Regions from separate parts of the Homo sapiens genome. Here region 2 is linked to region 1. A link is a loop called in an ENCODE intact Hi-C map of the cell type or tissue named here. Cell type or tissue: endothelial cell of umbilical vein. All regions are shown on one strand. Links, peaks and the distances in the headings refer to the core of each region. The heading gives the core; the rest is flanking DNA.

Region 1 (8,341 bases), core at 216-8,215:
AATTAGCCGGGCACAATGGTGGGTGCCTGTAATCCCAGCTACTCAGGAGGCTGAGGCAGGAGAATCACTTGAACCTGGGAGGCAGAGGTTGCAGTGAGCCGAGATCGCGCCATTGCACTCTAGCCTGGGTGACCGAGCAAAACTCCGTCTCAAAAAAAAAAAGAAACTTACGGTCAATTGTCTGATCAAACAGAAGGTATTTTACCTCTATCATTTCCTAGGGGAAAAAAATGTATATGGTATGCTAGCAGGATGGATTTTCTCAAGTTTTGCAAGAACCATGACCTTGGAAAAGTACAAAGATCCTGTTTTATTTTAGAAAAATCCCTCTAGCTTTGTGAAGGATGGACTGGGGGAAAGTGTAACTGGGGAGAGGATCAGTTGGGAAACTGTGCATTAATCCTTATAGAAATGATAAGGGTGGGCCAGGCGCGGTGGCTCACGCCTGTAATCCCAGCACTTTGGGAGGCCGAGGCAGGCGGATCATGAGGTCAGGAGATTGAGACCATCCTGGCTAACATGGTGAAACCCCGTCTCTACTAAAAATACAAAAAATTAGCCGGGCGTGGTGGCGGGCGCCTGTAGTCCCAGCTACTCGGGAGGCTGAGGCAGGAGAATGGCGTGAACCCGGGAGGCAGAGGTTGCAGTGAGCTGAGATCGCACCACTGCACTCCAGCCTGGGCAACAGAGCAAGACTCCGTCTGAAAAAAAAAAAAAAGAAATGATAAAGGTTAGGGGAAGAAAAGGGAGGGCTAAATTGAACTTTTAGTTCCTTAGTGGCACAGTCACATTTCAGGTGCTCAATAGGCACACACGGCTAGTGGCTACCATATTGGACAGTACAGATGTAGAACATTTCCATCATCACAAATAGTTCTACTGGACAGCACTGGTCTGGTCTCTTGATCAGAGGTTGCCAAACAACAGCCCACAGACTAAATCTAGACTGTAACTTGTTTTTGTATGGCCTGCAAGCTAAGAATGGATTTTTACATTTTCTAATAATTGAAAAAAAATCAAAAGAATCATATGTTGTGATATGTGAAATTTAGGTATTTCAGTGTCCATAAATAAAATATTATTAGAACACAGCCACACTAATTTCTTTATGTATTATCTGTGGCTGCTTTTATGCTACAAGGGCAGAGTTGAATAGCTGTGACAGACACCATGATTGTCCGCAAAGTGTAACATATTTACTATCCAGCATTTTTTTTTTTTTTTTTGAGACAGAGTCTTGCTCCGTCGCCCAGGCTGGAGTGCAGTGGCGCGATCTCGGCTCACTGCATGCTCCGCCTCTAGGGTTCACACCATTCTCCCGCCTCAGCCTCCCCAGTAGCTGGGACTACAGATGCCTGCCACCATGCCTGGCTAATTTTTCTGTATTTTTAGTAGAGACGGGGTTTCACCGTGTTAGCCAGAATGGTCTCGATCTCCCGACACTGTGATCCACCCGCCTCGGCCTCCCAAAGTGCTGGGATTACAGGCGTGAACCACCGTGCCAGGCCTTTTTTTTTTTTTTTTTTTTTTGAGACCAAGTCTCACTCTGTTGCCCAGGCTGGAGTGCAGTGGCACGATCTCAGCTCACCGCAACCTCCGCCTGCTGGGTTCAAGCGATTCTCCTGCCTCAGCTTCCCAAGTAGCTGGGACTACAGGTGTGAGCCACCACACCTGGCTAACTTTTGTATCTTTTGTAGAGATGGGGCTTCACCATGTTGGCCAGGCTGGTCTTGAACTCAAACTCCTGACCTCAGGTGATCTGCATACCTTGGCCTCCCAAAGTGCTAAGATTACAGGCATAAGCCACCGCATGTGGCTCTATCCAGCCTTTTACAGAAAAAGTTTGCTGACTATTCTACATCATTGACCACCCTACACTGGGTTCTTTCAGAGTACTTAATAGAGCACACATACTGTCGATGCCTCAGTTGGACCACGATTGCTCTCATAGGATCTAATGTGATGAGACAAAAAGTCCAACAGACTTAGATTTTAACGCTGAGCTCACTCCTTTACCAAATGAGCCACGTTGAGCAAGTAATTTAATTGCTTCAAGTTTCTTGGGGTTTTTCTGTTTTTTGTGGTTTTTTGTTTTTTTTTTTTTGAGACAGAGTCTCACTCTGTTGCTTAGGCTAGAGTGGTGTCACAATCTCAGCTTACTGCAACTTCTGCCTCCTGGGGTCAAGCAATTCTCCTGTCTCAGCCCCCCGAGTAAGCTGGGACTACAGGTGCCTGCCACCATGCCCAGCTAATTTTTGTATTTTTAGTAGAGATGGGGTTTCACCTTGTCAGTCAGTCTGGTCTCGAACTCCTGACCTCAGGTGATCCATCCACCTTGGCCTCCCAAAGTACTGGGATTACAGGCGTGAGCCACCATGCCCAGCCCAAGTTTTATTTTATAATGTAAAGAAAAAAGGGGATGATAATACCTCACAAGATTGTTGTAAAGTCTAAAAAAGTCTAATGTAAAGTCTTAAAAAGTCCTCTTTTTCTTTTTTTCATTTAATTTTTTTTAGAGACAATCTTGCTATGCTGCCCAGGCTGGCTGGAGTGCAGTGGCTTCTCACAGGTATGAACATAGCTCATTGTAGCCTTGAATTCCTGGGGCTCAAGTGATCTTCCTGCTTCAGCCTCCTGAACAGCTGGAACTACAGGCACTGACCACCATGCACCTTTTTTTTTTTTAACTTTTTATCGAGGTCCTCTTTCATCTAGATTTTCTCAATAACTATGATTGAATATGCATAATAATCAGTTTTAAATGCTTGTTGAGAGAATGAAGACTTGAATGTTTGGTTGAATAAGACAAAATTTCAGTATAGCCTGTAAATTTGAATGGCATATAGATAGACTTGCTTTCTCTTTAATACTCTAAAATCAAATACTTTTTTTGGGGGGGGACAGATTCTCACTCTGTCACCCAGGCTAGAGTGCAGTGGCCGAATCTGGATCTCGGCCTTGGCTCACTGCAAGCTCCACCTCCCAGGTTCAAGCAATTCTTGTGCCTCAGCCTCCCGAGTAGCTGGGATTACAGGTGCATGCTACCACACCTGGCTATTTTTTTGTATTTGTAGTAGAGATGGGGTTTCACCATATTGGCCATGCTGGTCTCAAACTCCTGACCTCAAGCCGTCTACCTGCCTCAGCCTCCCACAATGCTGGAATTGCAGGCGTGAGCCACCACGCCCGACTCCAAATACTTTTACTAAACCAATTTTTTTTCCTTTTTCTTTCTTTTTTTTTTTTTTTTTTGAGACAGAGTGTCGCTCTGTCACACAGGCTGGAGTGCAGCGATGTGATCTTGGCTCACTGAAACCTCTGCCTCCCGGATTCAGGCAATTCTTGTGCCTCAGCCTCCCGAGTAGCTAGGGTTACAGGCTCACACCACCACACCTGGCTAATTTTTTGTGCTTTCAGTAGAGATAGGGTTTCACTATGTTGGCCAGGCTGATCTTGAGCTCCTGACCTCAGGTGATCTGCCTGCCTGCCTCAGCCTCCCAAAGTGCTGGGATTACAGGCATGAGCCACTGCACCTGGCCATAAAGCAAATTTTATTGAAACTGAAAACATATTCCCTAGCCTTGCTACCTCTCACCTACTTTTGCAATAGATCATTATGTTAATCATATGCTTGGCGAGGCGCAGTGGCTCACTCCTGTAATTCCCAGCAGTTTGGGAGGCCGACATGGGCAGATTACCTGAGGTCAGGAGTTCGAGACCAGCCTTGCCAACATGGTGAAACCCTGTCTCTACTAAAAATACAAAAAATTAGCCGGGCGTGGTGATGCGTGCCTGTAATCTCATCTACTAGGATTACTAGGGAGGCTGAGGCAGAAGAATCACTTGAACCTGGGGGGCAGAGGTTGCAGTGAGCCGAGATCGGTCCATTGCACTCCAGCTTGGGCAACAAGTGCAAAACTGTCTCAAAAAAAAAAAAAAATCACATGCTTACCAGTCTTACTTTCCCTTATATACCAGTGGGTGGCACTGTACACAGTTGGCTGTATCTCCCTCGGTGCTGAAGAGTGGAAACAGAGCATTAAAGTTGGAAGGGACTTTCGAATTGATGTGACCCATACTGAGGAAGAATTCATGGCAAAAGCAGAATCTAAACTCTGACCTCCCATCCTCCCATTCCAGAATTTTTTGCTTAGTGCCACAAGGCCTCACTACAAGTGTGCAGATGCTCAATAAACACTTGAGGATGCTGTACACTCTCATTTCCATTCTGCTTTTATGCTTAGTTTCTGCTTAGCATTGTGGCAGCTTAGAAGCACTGTTGTAAAGCAGGGCTTTCGAATCAGACAAACTAAGACTTGAATCCTGGCTCTACCATGCACCAGCTCTGTGACCTCTTACAATCCTATCAGCTCCATCTTCAAAGTATAACCGCATCTCTGGCCACACCACTGTGAACATGCATGAATTCCTCAAAACACGTATCAAATCTGACATTTCTTGTCACCTCCACCATTATCAGCCTAAGTCAAGACACAGATTTTTTCCTGGACCACAGCAATAGGCTTCTGACAGGTCACCTGGCCTCTGTTCTTGTTCCTCTACAGTCTATTCTGCATACAGTACCTTAAGGAAGAAATGTAAACCAGAGTGTCACTGTTCTCTCAAATCCCCCAGTGGCTTCCTGTCCCACCAATATGGCCCTGAGTGATTTTCCCTTGCTCTGTTGGCTGCAGCCTCACTGGCCTCCTTATTTCCCCCCTTAGCACTTGCTACTTCCCCAGCCAGGGATGCCTTTCACACTGACCTCACTTCCTTATTCCATCCAGACCTCTGTTCAGACATCTCCTCAGAGAGCGCTCCTTGACCACCCAACCTAATATGGCCCTCTCATCACTTTTCTTCCCTTATCCCACTAACTTTTCTTCATAGCACTTCAATGCAACAGACATTATGTACATACTTACTTGTTTATTTATTTACTATTCCCACCAACCTCCAGGTTGTAAGCTCCACATTTTGCTCACTGTGATATTCCTAGTTCTTAAAACATTAAGCGCTCAAAAATTATGCATTGAATGAATGAAACTCCTTAACCTCTCTAATCCCCACTTTGCTAATCTAAAAAATGAGAATAATATTTACCACAAAGTTATTGTGAAATTAAACAAAAAATGAAATAATGTATATAAATAGAACATTAAAAATGCTCAATAAGTGTAGCTGTTATTGTTCACTTTTTGTTGTTTTGCCACATATTATTATGCTAAACTAAAGCAAAATAATCCTTCTATCCTATTTCCAAAGGACATATTCTTTAATTATGAGGCAATCCCTAGTTTTGAAAGTTAGCATTATACATTTCTTTAATTTGCATATGCTATATTTTAAAATATTGGGCTTCTGTAACTGAGAATAGATTTTTGCTTGTATACTTCTAATGTATTAAAATAAAAATTTTGGCCAGGCACAGTGGCTCATGCCTGTAATCCCAGCACTTTGGCAGGTCGAGGCGGGTGGATCACGAGATCAGGAGTTCGAGACCAGTCTGGCCAACAGAGTGAAACCCCATCTCTACTAAAAATACAAAAAATTAGCCGGGTGTGGTGGTGTGCGCCTGTAATCCCAGCTACTCAGGAGGCTGAGGCAGGAGAATCGCGTGAACCCGGGAGGCAAAGGTTGCAGTGAGCCAAGATCATGCCATTGCACTCCAGCCGGATGACAGTGCGAGATTCTGTCTCAAAAATAAATAAGTAAAATAAAAATTTTTGGCCAGGTGAGGTGGCTCACAGTAGTCCCAGCTACTCAGAAGGCTGAGGTGGGAGGATCATTCAAACCCAGAAATTCAAGGTTGTAGGGAGCCATGATCGTGCCATTGCACTCAAGCCCGGACGAAAGAGCAAGACCCTACTATCTCAAAAATAAGTAAATAAATATTAAAAATATAAAGCTTTATATCAGTGTCATGTCAAATCTTTTTTTTTGTTAACTCGGTTTTTTGGCCTCCAAAAGTGCTGGCATTACAAACATGAGCCCCTACACCCAGCCCAGAATAAGCATTCTAAAGACCTCTTATTGTTGTAATTGTAGAATTATTCAAGGGCCTCAGCAGAAACCTTACAAGCCAGAAGGGATTGGGATCCTATCTTCAGCCTCCTTAAACTGAGTAACAGTCAGCCAAGAATTATTATTATTATTATTATTATTTTAGACAGAGTCTCGCTCTGTCGCCCAGGCTGGAGTACAGTGGCACGATCTCGGCTCACTGCAACCTCTGCCTCCTGGGTTCATGTGATTATCTTGCCTCAGCCTCAAAAGTAGCTGGGATTACAGGCATGCACCACCATGCCCTGCTAATTTTGTATTTTTAGTAGAGGCGGGATTTCACTATGTTGACCAGACTGGTCTCGAACTCCTGACCTCATGATCCACCCACCTCAGCCTCCCAAAGTGTTGGGATTACAGGCGTGAGCCACCACGCCCAGCAAGAATTTTTTTTTGAGAGGGAGTCTTGCTTTGTCACCCAGGCTGGAGTGCAGTGGCACCATCTCGGCTCACTGCAAGCTCCACCTCCTGGGTTCACGCCATTCTCCTGCCTCAGCCTCCCCAGTAACTGGGACTACAGGCACCCGCCACCACACCCAGCTAATATTTGTATTTTTAGTAGAGACGGGGTTTCACCGTATTAGCCAGGATGTTCTCGATCTCCTGACCTTGTGATCCACCCACCTCGGCCTCCCAAAGTGCTGGGATTACAGGCATGGGCCACCAAGCCCGGCCCATTAAGAATTTTTTTTTAAGGCAGGGTCTCACTCTCTTGCCCAGGCTGGAGTGGAATGGCACGATCATGGCTCACTGCAACCTCAACCTCCCTGGGCTCAGGTGACCCTCCCACTTCAGTGCATCCCACCACACATGGCTAATTTTTGTATTTTTTGTACAGATGGGGCTTCACCATGCTGCCCAGGCTGCTCTTGAACTCCTGAGCTCAAGTCATCTCCCATCTTGGCCTCCCAAAGTGCTAGGATTACAGGCATGAGCCACCACGCCCAACCTAGCCAACGATTTTGTATGTAGCAAAACTAAGTTTCATAAATAAAGGAGAAATAAAATCATTTTCAGACAAACAAATGCTTAGGGAACTTGTCACTACCAGACCAGCCCAACAAGAAATGCTAAAAGCTGTTCTAAATCCTGAAACAAAAGGCTGATATGCACTAGAGTAGAACCTCTTGATGGCATAAAACTCATGGGGCATATAAAACAATAACACAGTGAATAAAACAAAGTATCTAGGTAACAAATAACATGATGACTGGAACAGTACCTCACATCTCTCTTTTTTTTTTTGAGATGGAGTCTCACTCTGGCGCCAGGCTAGAGTACATTGGCACAATCTCGGCTTACCGCAACCTCTGACTCCCTGGTTCAAGCAATTTTCTGCCTCAGCCTCCCGAGTAGCTTGGATTACAGGTGCCTGCCACCATGCTCAGCTAATTTTTGTATTTTTAGTGGAGACGGGGTTTCCCCATGTTGGCCAGGATGGTCTCCATCTCTTGACCTCGTGATCTGCCCGCCTCAGCCTCCCAAAGTGCTGGGATTGCAGGCATGGCCTTTTTGGGTTTTTTTGTTTTTTGCAGGGAGGGGACAGGGTCTTGCTCTGTCACCTGGGCTGGAGTGCAGTGGTACAATCTTGGCTCACTGTAACCTCCACCTCCTGGGCTCAAGTGGGCTTCCCACCTCAGCCTCCTGAGTAGCTGGGACTATAGGTGTGCACCATCACACCCAGTTAAGTTTGTGTGTGTGTGTGTGTGTGTGTGTGTGTGTGTGTGTATTTTTTGTAGAGATGGGGTTTCGCCATGTTGCCCAGGCTGCTCTGGAATTCCTGGGCTCAAGTAATTCTTCCACCTCAGCTTCCCAAAGTGCTAGCATTATAGGTGTGAGCCACCACCATACCCAGCCTCAAATCTCAATATTAATGTTGAATGTAAACAGCCTAAATGCTTCACTTAAAAGATACAGATTGGCAGAATGGGTCTAAAAATTGCAAACCAAATATCTGTTGTCTTCAAGGGACTTATATAACACATAAAGATTCAGATAAACTCAAGGTAAAGGAGTGGATAAAGATATTCCATGCAAATGGAAACCCAAAGCAAGCAGGAGTAGCTATTCTTCTATCAGATAAGATAGACTTTAAAGCAACAACAGCCAGGTGTGGCAGTTCACACCTGCAATCTCAGCCCTTTGGGAGGCTGAGGCAGGAGGATCCCTTGAACCCAGGAGTTCAAGACCAGCCTAGGCAACACAGCAAGACCCTGTCTCTATGAAAAAATTTAAAAATTAGCCTGGTGTGGTGGTGTGTGCCTGCAATCCCAGCTAA
Region 2 (8,341 bases), core at 229-8,228, 650 kb after region 1:
GAGAAGTTTTAACATATTTTACTTATCTACATTTGAACAGACAATACATTCATATAGTTCAAAACTCAGGCTGGGTGCATTGGCTCACGCCTGTAATCGCAGCAGTTTAGGAGGCCAAGGCAGGTGGATCACCTGAGGTCAGGGGTTTGAGACCAGCCTGGTCAACATGATGAAACCCCATCTCTACTTAAGAAAAAAAAAAAAAATTAGCCAGGCATGGTGGTGCGCACCTGTCATCCCAGATATTCGGGAGGCTGGGGCAGGAGAATCGCTTGAACCTGGGAGGTGGAGGTTGCAGTGAGTCGAGATCACACCACTGCACTCCAGCCTGGCGACAGAGGGAGACTCTGTCTTAAAAAAAAAAAAAAAAAAAAAAAATCAAACTGTATGAAAGGATAGGGAATGAAAAGAACCCTTTCACATCCTTGTTCTTCACCCCCAGCTTTCCTGAGGCCATGAGAGCTACCAGAGTGTTTGGTATGCTGTCAGATGTGTGCTATGGATAAACCAGCAACACACACATATTCTTATACTCTGTTTTTTAATGCAAATGGCAACATTCACTACACTTTGTTCTATGCCTTGTTTCTACACCTGAGGATGTCTCTTAAATGTTTTTGTTTCAATGTATAAAGAACTTCCACGTACATGAGCCCTACCTTAGAATCATCCCCCATAGTAGAGGTTTCTCTTTTTTTTTTTTTTTTTTTTTTTTTTTTTTGAGACGGAGTCTCGCTCTCGCCCAGGCTGGAGTGCAGTGGCGCGATCTCGGCTCTCTGCAAGCTCCGCCTCCCAGGTTCACGCCATTCTCCTGCCTCAGCCTCCCGAGTAGCTGGGGCTACAGGCACCTGCTACCACGCCTGGCTAATTTTTTTGTATTTTTAGTAGAGACGGGGTTTCACCATGTTAGCCAGGATGGTCTCGATCTCCTGACCTCGTGATCCGCCCGCCTTGGCCTCCCAAAGTGCTGGGATTACAGGCGTGAGCCACCGCGCCCGGCCGGTTTCTCTTCTTTTATTGTTTTCTGCCTCTGCTTTCATTGTAAGCCTTCTTTAGTATTCATCTTTTATTTCATCCGGCTTAAAGGAAGAAGACCAGATCTTTGTGCAGTAGGGACCCTAAGCTTTGAAGAACTCTAGTGATAGCAGGTCAGAAGAAAATTCCTGAGATTGGGAGCTTGCACCTTTCTGAAGAAACAGACATGCAACAGGATGTAAGGAGAAAGGAGTAGAGACGAGACAGGAAATGGAATCAAGAAGAAAGACAAAGGCAGTGGGAAAGAACCAGGCATTTGCAATAATATAGATAATTTGGGTGACTGAACTAGTAAAAACCTGTTTTTCTGTGTGAGAAGTCTGTGTTAAATGTATAGAGGCAGCTAATATATTAGAGCAGTAGAGAGGAATTATGCTGATGTACAGACTGAAATGTACATGATTAGCTCTAGAGATTAATATAGTCTCTATAGATGTGACTGTACGTTGATGCAGTTCTAATGGCTGATTTGGAAAATAAAATCAAAATGATTAAAAATGTACCTGAGGCCAGATGCAGTGGCTTACACCTGCAATCCCAGCATTTTGGGAGGCTGAAGTGGGAGGATCGTTGAGGCCAGGAGTTCAAGACCAGCCTGGGCTACATAGTGAGACCTCATCTCTACCAAAAAAAAAAAAAAAAAAAAAACCCACAAAAAACACCCACAGTATAAAATTGCCCATAAACTGCAATTATTTTAAGGAAACAATAATGAACAAAGTTGTCACATCATTTACAAAAGCAAAAATTTAGAAACATCTAAATATCCAATGTAGTGGGTTAATGTAGTAAATTATTGTGTATCCATAAACTGAAATACTATCAGCTATAAAATATGTGTTTACAGGTATGGGAGAATGTTCTCCATACATTTCTAAATTAAAAGAATAATTATACAGCTAAAAGGCTACTCTGTATATCTATTTTATTGATTTAATTTCTTTTCTTTTTTTTTTTTTAATTTTTACAAACAGGGTCTCACTGTGTTGCCCAGGCTGGAGTGTAGTGGCATGATTATCACTCACTGTAACCTTGAACTCCTGGGCTCAAGTGATCCTCCCACCTCAGCCTCCCAAGTAGCTAGGACTACAGGAGTGCACCACCACGCCCACACCTAGCTATTTTTTTTTTTTTTTGTAGTGATGGGGGTCTTTCTATGTTGCCCAGGCTGATCTTGAACTCTTAGCCTCAAGCAATCCTCCTGGGATTATAGGCGTGAGTCACCATGCCCTGTCTATATATTTATTTTAGTATATTAATAATAGCAAATGTTTATTGAGATTCACCATTTACCAGAAGCTCTTTGTGGTGTTTTAAACTCATTAAAACTTACAATCCATAAATTAGGAGCTACAATAATTTCCAATTTGCCCACAAGAAAACTAAGGCACAGAGCAGTTGAGCAACTTGAGTAATAGTTGGCACGTGGAAGGGCTGCATCTTTGACCCTGCTTTTCTAGCTATAGAGCCAGGTCCACATGTGATAATGCCTACCTGTGTAGTGAAAAACCTAGGTAACAAAATAGAATTCGGTTTTTGAACAGTGACCAATGCGGGGGATAATGTATCTCTGCATGGGAAGAAGTTATCCTCAGTGGGGGACTGAGGAGGTGGGTGTGAGGGGATTTTGCCTGTGTTGCAATGGTTTATTTCTGATAAGCCTAATATGGATAACTAAAATCAAGGGTAAAAAACTAAATTTAAGGAGACCTGGAAAGGACCAAAATGAATCAACTTAGTATCTTAAAGATGATATAATCACAAAATATGCCATGAAAGCATTCAGATTTTTTAAAACAACAAACAACATGCAAGTGTTAATAAATCTGAACTTGCAGTGATCTACTGTTTATTCATATGATAATTTCTTTAGTTTAAAATGATTGCTTAGGATTCATTTTATAAGTGTGCTCTCCTCAAGCACTTTAAACTAAAATATTAAAAATAAAAGAGTAAAACGAGGCTGTTACAGACAAAACAAAGTCCAAAAACATCCCAATATTCAGCTTACATATTGAATAACTGTGTGGGAAGACATTGGCCATCTTTTGTAACTTGTCCTTGGAAGTGCTTTCAAAACCACTTTCATTATTAAGTATTCCACGTTGTTTTTAACAAGATTATTTCACCTACACTATTTACCATACTTGTCACCAAATGATTATGTTTCCAGAAGTTCAACCTCACTGAAAATGATGACAATTTGTCACCACAGAGGATATTTTAATAAATGGACTTCAGTTTTCAAGATTCAAAGCAATATTTCCATAATATATTTAGTTATGTCAATATTGTTGGAATATGTATATCTTTCTAACATGGCTCCTGACAAATTCTGACATTTTTGTTTAAAAACAAAGCTAGTTACATTGTCAGAGGTATTTGAATCAGAGCAACTCCATCTTGAATAGGGGCTGAGCGAAATAAGGCTAACACCTGCTGGGCTGCATTCCCAGTAAGTTAAGGCATACTTAGTCACAGGATGAGATGGACAGTCAGCACAAGATACCGGTCATAAAGACCTTTCTGATGAAACAGAGTGCAGTAAAGAAGCTGGCCAAAACCCACCAAAACCAAGATGGTAATGAGAGTGACCTCCAGTTGTCCTCACTGCTACACTCCCACCAGCACCATGACAGTTTACAAATGCCATGGCAACATCAGGAAGTTACCCTATGTGGTCTAAAAAGGGGAGGCATGAATACTACACCCCTTGTTTAGCGTATAATCAAGAAATAATCATAAAAATGGGCAACCAGCAGCCCCTAGAGCTGCTCTTCCTATAGAATAGCCAGTCTTTTATTCCTTTACTTTCCTAATAAACTTGCTTTTACTTTACTGTATGGACTCACTCCAAATTCTTTCCTGCATGAAATCCAAGAACCCTCTAGAGTCTGGATCAGGACCCCTTTTTGGTAAGAACATTGCTTTATGTAACTTCGTGTGTGTGTGTGTGTGTGTGTGTGTGTGTGTGTGTGTGTGTGTGTGTATGTCATACATTGAGCTACATTTATGTACTCATATCCAGAATTTATGTTAAGGCATGTGGGCACAGTACTCCTTAAAGTACAATAAACACTATTTACCCCCTCATTGCGTAATGGCCTGGAGCCTAGAGCAAACTAAAATAAACTACACTAATTTTTCAGTTGTATGTTAAAACCTTAAATTCACCACATAAATATCCCAAAACCAACTCAGAGCAGTAAGCTGATGGCTGGATAGAAGCACAATCAGAGGGATTATTCTGAGGGAGCAGGGGAAACGTGTTTCTTGACCTTCTGTTCTGAAAGGCTTCTTTTCATCTGGTTTCAATTCTCTTGTTTGTGCACCTTGCCATATTTATTATTGAATTCCTGGTTTCTTCTTGTTTTATGTTCCATGTTCCAATGATTTATGAGAAATTGCTGATCTAGATGTTATCTTTGGCATTCAAAGAGTGCACAGAGCCCCTTAAGAATGCTGAGAGAATAAATGTGTTTTGAGCTGCACAATACCCAAGCTGAACAGATGTCCATCAATTCATGAAAAATGCCAGCTGAAGATGCTTTAATAAGATGCATTTTTCTTCAACACAGCAGCAGCAAGAATGTTTTCAAAATCGCAGATAATTTTCCCTCTTTGGTAGATGATTGTGGTTAGAAATGATAAGACTTGGTTCTAAAATATTCATATGAGAAAAACTCTGGTCAAAGATAGATTTTTTTTTTTTAGCTCAGAATAAAGTGGCACATTTTTTACATCAGGGAATTGTCTTGTTAGGTTGACTAAGAAATGGAATATGCTAATGACATTTCAGTTAATTTCTAAACATCTCCATGAAGATGATCTAGTTTAAGTGAGTAGGGGGTGAGAATTTCTTTAATGGTGACCAGTTTTTTTCTTGCTTAACTAAGTGAAAACTAATTAGCAAGTCAAATGTGCTCAGAAGAAGTCATCTAATTAGATAAATTTTACAGACTAATCAAAGTAGTTAGGGAATTTTCCCTAGACTTCCTTCTCTCCACTATGGGAGGTTAAACACATCCCCAGAAAACATTGCCCTTACCAAACTTTATCATCCTATGCAAGTCTTTCTGTAATCAAACTTGCCAAAATATTATATCCAATACTGTAATGCAGACATGTATGCAGATTCCTTCATGGGCTTAGTGTTCCGTGAATTTTCCCATAGAATTTAATAATTTTTAAGAAGGAGATGTGTCAATATATCAAGTCCTAATTATTTAAAATTACATTCTTCATTCTTTTCTATCTTATTTTTCAGAGTTAAATCAGAAAAGTAACACACAGAATAAAGAAAACATGTAAAGAGGTTAAGAAAAACTATAATAAACAGTGTACTTGCCATAAAAGGTGTATAATAATAGGAGAAAAGATGTCTTTTTATTTCATGACAATAAGAGAGAGAATAGATACCTTCACCTGTTTCATCACACACATGAATCAGCTATGATGGAACACCTAGAGTAGTCAATACTTTTCTTGTTAGATAGTTAAACAAATTTGGCAAGCAAGTAAAGATTATCTTAATAAATCAAATGTTCATTTCTGCAATTCCAAATACTGAAATCACTGCGTATCTAAGGAATAATATAAAAGACTGTAGGGTTCCTCTGTAAATTTCAAGAATTAAAGGATATATATGTACATATATCTCAATCTTGGCTAAGGACCAATTTTTTATTTTCAGGGTTGTCCTTATAGAGCTCATCAACTTAGTTTCCAAAACCCAAATGTTAAATATTCTATGGTGTAAAATGTTTATATCTAGATGGTGAGATTAAGTATGGTTTTCAATTTCTTCTTTAGGCGTTCCCATTTTATATTTTTAAAAAACTAGTCAAGTATGGTTGTGGGAGGAGACAATGTTACTCAGCTTAACAATAACCCAGCACCCTCAGACCAACTATTTTGTATTGTTTTTATGGTGTTTATTTTTATAGTGCTTATTACTTTTATAACTAGGAGGAAGGATATTGAAAAGAAAATCCTGGGCTATCAAACACACATGGAAGTGCACAATGATGAGTTTTGAGACAGATTTTCACGAGGATGGCTTCTTACCTACTCTACGTTCTGGGATTCAGAAACTTAGCCATAAATGTAATCCTGTATCCATCTAAGTTAGGTACCTAGATGTATTTTCTAAGAATTTTGTTAAAAAGTTTGATTAAGAACTGATCCCACATTAAGAAATGATTTATGATAAAGTTAATAAACATTTGAGCCAAGCCCCAAAGCAAAACAACAACTATATAGTTTACAAACACTACTATATTCCCCCAAAACTGTTTACTCTAGGATACAGATGAATGATCCACCATAAATGGTTATAGAAACTCCTATGGAAGCCCCGGTCCTGTCCAGATTTTTGTATTCTCTCATAACCTAGTTCAGTATCATCCACAGCTACCTCTGTATGCACAATGGACCGTATCACATGGCAGTCTTGAGTCCTCACGATAGCACTTGATTTCTTTATATTGTACTTGAATCCTTAGTATTTCTGTCTCCAATTGTCTAAATCTCAGACTTTAAGAAACAATGTCTTCTTTAACTTTGTTGCTAATTGCCAGCTACTTCAATCTCTAAATGCTGTATCACAGACCTTTGCAAATGTAACACTGTTCAAATGCTATAAATGTCCACTCTTGTTCCCTGTTACAAAATACCTCCTTCTCTCTCAGACAATGGATGTAGAGAGATTTTTAGACCTCCTTGATTTGCCAGGCAGTGGACTGTTTTCATTTATAATGAAGATAGAAGCTGTTACTCCTTCTTTACAAACTGACTCTGTTTTAGCCTAATGCCAGTAAGAACTTAGGCCTCCACACCATTTTTACATAAGAAACACAATCATTGTCAGCATTTTGAGATTTTAAAAAATAGACTTTATTAAAAATTTCAAAGACGAAACACAGAAGAGGTCTTACATCACATATCCTCATCAAATTGTTTCAAACATCCTCATCAGAGCTAACTATCCTCCCCCGACTCTCCAACTTTGCTGCCAGCTGGGGTTTTCCTTGTCCCCTTCAACCCTCATAGAGCCCCCAGCCCCACTGATTCCTTTTCCTCCCTCCAGTCTATCACCTGCAGCCTGCATAATTATACACCCAGTTATCAGCAAATTAAACTTCTTTAAAAAGTGAAGGGGGTTAGGAATAACAATGTTATTTTCCTCTATTCCATTCACATTAAGTGCTCACAACAAGCCTTTGTGATAGGTTTCATCACCCCAAGTTTGCATTAAAGAATGTCCAGAGTACAAGCCAAGGTTCTCTTCAGAGTTTCATTCTAAACTATTATATCATGTCATTTCCTCATACAGTCATAAGACATCTGTCTAACCCTCACATAAATGTATGCAAAATGCCCAAACATCAAAATTCAGATAGCTATAGATACAGGGATGGTTTCCAAAATTCAGACAGCTATAGATAACAGGGATGGTTTCCATAATTCAAGACAGGAAATAACCACAGAATTGGTTTTGTTTGTCTTTTTGTTTTAATAATGAAGGAGAATATCTCAATGTAAAATCCAACTTTGGAAGTTGCCTCTTTCAAAAAAAAAATTAGGACAGCTTATCTATCCCATCTATCAGAGTCACATTGAAAAAACAATTTTCAGGCATCAGATATTTATGCAGAGTAACATAGAATGAAATATTCTTAACCCCCAGCATTTATAAAGATGCATGCAGCAGCAGATAAACTGTGTGGTGGGGCCATGGAAGTAGAAATACAGTTAGTAAAGATTCTGTAGTTTAAAATTTGGTCTTGAGAACTGCAAAAAGAGAAAGTGAGAGAGATCTACATTGTTATTATTATTCTTTATCAAAGGAGGGAACCGTGACTTGCCTGAGTTGTGAACAACTATGGGATTTGGAAGGATAACAATGAATGAACCTGAGTGAAGGAAAAATGGGGGCCAATTGCAGTTATGGGGAAATACTAGTGAAATGAGTCCTGACATAAACTCTCAATGTCTTCCCTGCTTCATACTCCTAGTTGTGTTCTGCATTCCTTGCATAAAACAAAAAAGAGATTCCTTTTTCTTACCTTTGAACAGAGGAAAGGGTTGCCAAAGCAAAATCTAGGTATGGTATGGTGAGAAGAAAAATGGCATGTGCTCTTTGGAGATGAAAAGGGCTGTAAAGGCACTGGAGGTGGAAGTTCCTAGGAAACTATCCACAGGAATGAGACTACACACATGTTTTGACTCACCTTAGGTGGAGAAAGAAACCATTCTCCCATATGCAGTTGAATTGTAAGGAGTGTATCAGTCAGTATGGGCTAGA

What was found. Hi-C counts contacts between places; a loop is a spot of excess contacts. Peaks named below come from ENCODE experiments on the same cell type or tissue, not always from the same donor. Only the 100,000 strongest peaks of a DNase experiment are listed, where the experiment ranks them.
Region 2: it touches region 1 in a loop (4-fold over the local background); 6 of 110 quality-filtered maps call a loop at or near these places.

What each region holds. Positions count from the first base shown.
Region 1 is chr3:170,185,318-170,193,658 of GRCh38, forward strand. No RefSeq gene overlaps it. Among named protein-coding and RNA genes, the nearest start is that of PHC3, 7.8 kb to the left of the region's middle. In endothelial cell of umbilical vein, for the core only: a CTCF peak has its summit at 3,985 (motif pointing right); a DNase peak (open chromatin) is centred at 4,014.
Region 2 is chr3:170,836,227-170,844,567 of GRCh38, forward strand. It overlaps LOC105374211 (a long non-coding RNA gene), which reads left to right. Exons shown (of 3, transcript XR_924701.2): 3 at 1,087-1,397. It also overlaps the pseudogene RNY5P3. Among named protein-coding and RNA genes, the nearest start is that of RPL22L1, 30 kb to the right of the region's middle. RefSeq lists a silencer at 3,440-3,640. In endothelial cell of umbilical vein, for the core only: no CTCF peak of the experiment used is centred there; a DNase peak (open chromatin) is centred at 4,315.